Regions from separate parts of the Homo sapiens genome. Here region 1 is linked to region 2. A link is an interaction called in ENCODE POLR2A ChIA-PET data of the cell type or tissue named here. Cell type or tissue: B cell. All regions are shown on one strand.

Region 1 (2,500 bases), 110 kb before region 2:
ACAAAGTTGCCTTTATACTCCTTAAATGTATACACATTTTAAAAATCATTTTTTAAATTTAAAAAAATGGTTAAGGCCAGGCACGGTGGCTCACGCCTGTAATCCCAGTACTTTGAGAGGCCGAGGTGGGCAGATCTCTTGAGGTCAGGAGTTCGAGACCAGCCTGGCCAACAGGATGAAACCCCATCTCTACTAAAACTACAAAACATTAGCCAGGTGTCGTGGCAGGTGCCTGTAATCCCAGCTACTCAGGAGGCTGAGGCAGGAGAATTGCTTGAACCTGGGAGGCGGGGGTTGCGGTGAGCCGAGATCGTGCCACTGCACTCCAGCCTGGGCAGCAGAGCGAGACTCCGTCTCAAAAACAAACAAACAAAAAAGGTAAAAGGGTAAATGTTATGTTATGTGTCTTTTCCCACCAACGCAAGCAGTAAAGGGTAGAGCAGGTGGTGGCCCTCCCTGCGGGCTGGACGGGGTGGTGGAGGGGAAGGAAGGGAGCCAGGTGTGCACAGCCGAGGGGTGGCCTCTGCATTCGGCCTTAAGGCCAATATCAGGTGTCCGGGGCGCAGTGGGGACAGAGGCCAGGGTTCAGAGAGTGGGGAAGCGTGGACAGGAAGTGTGGACGGTACTCCCAAACAGCACAGAGTATTTCTACAGCACAGAAATATTTCACTCTGCTATGTCTCTATCAAAAGTGGGAGAAAAGGGCAGGTGCGGTGTGTCGTATTTGTAATCCCAGCACTTTGGGTCCTGTGACAGTCCTCCTCCGCCTGGCTCCAGCCACACCTGCTTCCTTCTGTTCCTCAAACACCCCAAGCTCAGTCTTGCCTCCAAGCCTTTGCCCTGGCAGTTTTTACCACCCAGAATAACTTTCCCCTAGATTTTTTTTTTCTCACTCTATCACCCAGGTGGGAGTAGGGTGGCACAATCTCGGCTCACTGCAGCCTCTGCCTCCCAGATTCAAGTAATTCTCCTGCCTCTGTGTCCCGAGTAGCTGGGATTACAGACAGACGCCACCACACCCGGCTAATTTTTGTATTTTTAGAAGAGATGGGGTTTCCCCATGTTGGCCAGGCTGGTCTTGAACTACTGACCTCACGTGATCCACCCGCCTCGGCCTCCCAAAGTGCTGGGATTACAGGCGTGAGCCCCCACGCCCAGCTAGACATTGATTTATATGCCTGACTTCTTCTGAGCTTACAGATCTCAGCTCAAATGGCCTTCCCTGACCTTCCCAGCTAAAGCATCAACCTCCCCCACCCACTCTATCGCATCACTCTGTTTACTTCCTGTTGCGGCAATTCACAGCACCTGAATTTATCTCCTAGGTGTGTTTCCTGATTCACTGTTTGCCTCCCCCAGCTGGAGCTCCTGCAGGGCGGGGGTTTGTGTCTGTCTTGTTCACCGTGATCCCACACCTGCCACAGTGCCTGGCATACAGTAGGTGCTCGATAAATGCATGTTGCCTGAAAGAAATAATCAACTGGTTACAGAATGGGTGTGTGCAAATCTGTGTATATCTGTGTCTCCTTGTGTTCTGTGTGTGTCTCGTTGGTGTGATTCTGGGGATGGCCCCACCTGTGTCCCCAGGGACAAGCGCGGCGCTATGGGCCAGTGAGTGTTTGTGGTGAGGGCTTTCCGGGTCTGTGTGTTAGTGATTTTGAGTGGTCCCGTGGCAACCGGTGTGCAAGTCAGTGTCTCCAGAGGTGTTCTCAGAGGTGGCCAGCATCTGCTCTTTTTTGTTGTTGTTGTTTTGTTTTTGTTTGTTGTTTAAGATGGAATCTCACTCTGTTGCCCAGGCTGGAGTGCAGTGGCATGATCTTGGCTCACGGCAACCTCCGCCTCCCGGGTTCAAGCCATTCTCCTGCCTCAGCCTCCCGAGTAGCTGGGATTACAGGCACATGCCACCACACCCGGCTAATGTTTATATTTTTAGTAGAAATGGGTTTTCACCACGTTGGCCAGGCTGGACTCAAACTCCCGACCTCAGGTGATCCACCTGCCTCGGCCTCCCAAAGTGCTGAGATTATAGGCATGAGCCACCGCGCCTGGCCAGCAGCATCTGCTCGTGTGTGTGTGTGTGTGTGTGTGTGTGTGTGAGTGTTCTGTGTGACTGTGGCTGTGAGTCCACATGTGTGTCGGGGTGTTTGTTGTGTATGTGTGTCTGCATGCCCATTCTGCATGTCCACATGACACTGCATGCTCCTGTGTGAAGTTGTGCCCATGAGCACACGTGTCTGTGTTTGCGTATCCTTGTGTGTCCTCTGGGTGTGTCCTTGAGCTTTGTGTTCCAGGAGCCTGCAGCCCTGTTGTGCAGCGCTGTTGTGCTCTGTTGTGCACGTGCATGTGTCTCGTGTCCTCTGTGTGTGGGGTGGCTCCTACATGTAGTTGTGCACACTTGTATCTGCCTCTGTGAGTCCCTGTGCCTATGTGTGACCATGTGTGAAGTGTGATTGTGCAGTATCCCAAAACCATCTGTGTGCACCGCTGTGCAGTAGTGTGC
Region 2 (2,500 bases):
CTTTCTCGTGTGTATGTGCATTGCCGACTATTTAAAAAAAAATTTTTAAGCTGATGAAATTGACACATTATCGGGATACTAAGGGGCAAGATGGCTCACTCCTGTCATCTCAGCACTTTGGGAGGCCGAGATAGGAGGATCACTTGAGCCTAGGACTTCAAGACCAGCCTGGGCAACATAGTGAGATCCCATCTCTACAAAAAATACAAAAATTAGCTGGGCCTGGCGGCACGTGCCTATAATCCCAGCTACTCAGGAGGCTGAGGTGGGAGGATCACTTGAGCCCAGGAGGTCAAGGCTGCAGGGAACAATGATTGCACCACTGCACTACAGCCTGGGTGACAGAGCAAGACCTGGCCTCCAAGATAGTTTAAAAAAAAAAAAAAAAAAAAAAAGGTTTCTAGGATTTCACTGCAATAGTATCTTTTTTCCCCCAGATGGCAAAATATTTCCGCTTTGAATTGTTTGAAAAGAAATGAGGAGCGTGACCCCCACTCTTAGTTCCCCTCACCAGGCCCTTGACCTCCCTGCTGTTTGGGTGCTGTGGGGTAAAGGGTGACCTCCCCAATGCCCTCTACTCATGCAGGACTCAAAGCCACCCGTCATCTCGTTACAAAAGCTCATCGTGAGGGAAGTGGCCAACGAGGAGAAAGCGATGTTTCTGATCAGCGCCTCCTTGCAAGGGCCGGAGATGTATGAAATCTACACGAGCTCCAAAGAGGACAGGAACGCCTGGATGGCCCACATCCAAAGGGCTGTGGAGAGGTGAGGAGGGCCTGGGGGTCTCCCCACCCACTGTGTTCCTTCCGCTGATTGGTCCACCCTTGGCTTCGACCGTTGGCCATCAGCTGTGACCTTGAACTCCCTCATCCCAGCTTGGGACCCATGACGCCATTCCAGCTCCTTCTGATGACTCAACCTGTTGGACGTTGAGGCCAACGGGCCCAGAAAGGCAGCTGTAACCTGGGCCTTTCTGCATGCGTGGGCCACTGCACCTGCCATGGCGGGCTCTCTGCATTCTAGGGCCAGATTTGTTGGAGCAGGGCATGGCATCTTGTCCTTCCTCCTTGGGCCGAGCACCCCTCAGGGCCCAGAACCAGCTGGCTTCCCCTCCCTCTCTTTATTTTTTATTTTTTTGAGACAGAGTCTTGCTCTGTCACCCAGGCTGGAGTGCAGTGATGCAATCTCGGCTCACTGCAGCCTCCGCCTCCCAGGTTCAAACGATTCTGCTGCCTCAGCCTCCCCGAGTAGCTGGGATTACAGGCGTGAGCCACTGCGCCCAGCCTATTTTGTTTTGTTTTGTTTTGTTTTTTAGAGTCTGGCTCTTGCTCTATCACCCAGGCTGGAGTGCGCTGGCACAATCATAGCTTATTGCAACCCAAACTCCTGGGCTCAAGCCATCCTACCCCCTCGGCCTCCCAAGTAGCTTGAACTACAGGCATACACCACCACACCCAGCTAGATTTTTTATTTTTGTAGAGATGGGGCCTCACTGTGTTGCCCAGGCTGGTCTTGAACTCCTGGCCTCAAGCCATCCTCCTGTCTTGGCCTCCCAAAGTGTTGGGATTACAGGCGTGAGCCACCATGCCTGTCCACTCCCTCTCTTGATTCCCGGAGGCTTCCTGGTGCCTTAATCTGGTTCAGACTCCCCCATCCACAGTAGCTGTAGCTCTACGGGGCTTGCAGCCACCCACCTGCACCTGGCAGGTCCTCTGCAAGCCCGCTGTCCCCTGGACTCCTCCTCTAAGTCACAGGCAGGCATGTAAAGCCTCTTCCTGGTTATGCCCTGGCGCTTTGGGGCGGGATGAATGTCAGTGGCTCTCTCTCTTCCCCTCCTCGTCCTCCTGCACCACGAACAAGCTAAATCACTCCCAAAGTCAGAGACGGTCGTGGCGGCTGGTTCTGCAGAACCAGCGTCTGTGCCGAGGCTGGCCTGCCTGGGAAGCACAGTTACCCACCCGACTCCTCTCCCTGCAGCTGCCCTGACGAGGAGGAGGGGCCCTTCAGCCTGCCCGAAGAGGAAAGGAAGGTGGTCGAGGCCCGCGCCACGAGACTCCGGGACTTTCAAGGTGAGCGGGAGACAGCGTCTGGGCACACCCCTTGTGTGGTGAGCCCTGGGCCCTCCATCAGGACTGGCCACAGAGGGTGAACTGCCCCCCAGGTGACCCGGTGTTTTCCCGTGGGCTGTGCCATGTCCTGCAGCTCTGTGAAGCATTAGAACGGGCTGTGCCATGACATAGCGATCTCCAGAGGTCACTTAGCCCTTTGGGGGTATGTGGGAGAGGGAGGGAGGAGAGCCCAGAGGACCTGAGCCCCTTCCAGAGCCGACCACACAGCCACACACGCCACCACCACCCCATCCTCGTGCAGCCAGGAGCTCAACAGGGCATCCCAGTCCCATACGAAGGAATAGCACAGGGTCCCCACAGCCTCCTTCCAGAGCTTCCTCCTCCCTGTTTAATTACACGATTGAGATGTAATTCACACACCACAGCACTCA

Evidence for each region. Peaks named below come from ENCODE experiments on the same cell type or tissue, not always from the same donor. Only the 100,000 strongest peaks of a DNase experiment are listed, where the experiment ranks them.
Region 1: POLR2A ChIA-PET joins it to region 2 with 18 read pairs; 4 of 35 experiments call an interaction of 5 or more read pairs at or near these places.

The regions. Positions count from the first base shown.
Region 1 is chr19:7,344,410-7,346,909 of GRCh38, forward strand. No RefSeq gene overlaps it. Among named protein-coding and RNA genes, the nearest start is that of ARHGEF18, 3.3 kb to the right of the region's middle. RefSeq lists an enhancer at 475-544. In B cell, no CTCF peak of the experiment used is centred here; DNase peaks (open chromatin) are centred at 762, 1,462 and 2,422; H3K4me3 peaks cover 2,330 bases; H3K27ac peaks cover 2,500 bases.
Region 2 is chr19:7,457,926-7,460,425 of GRCh38, forward strand. ARHGEF18 (Rho/Rac guanine nucleotide exchange factor 18) reads left to right here. Exons shown (of 29, transcript NM_001367823.1): 19 at 587-765; 20 at 1,978-2,069. Among named protein-coding and RNA genes, the nearest start is that of PEX11G, 30 kb to the right of the region's middle. In B cell, no CTCF peak of the experiment used is centred here; no DNase peak of the experiment used is centred here.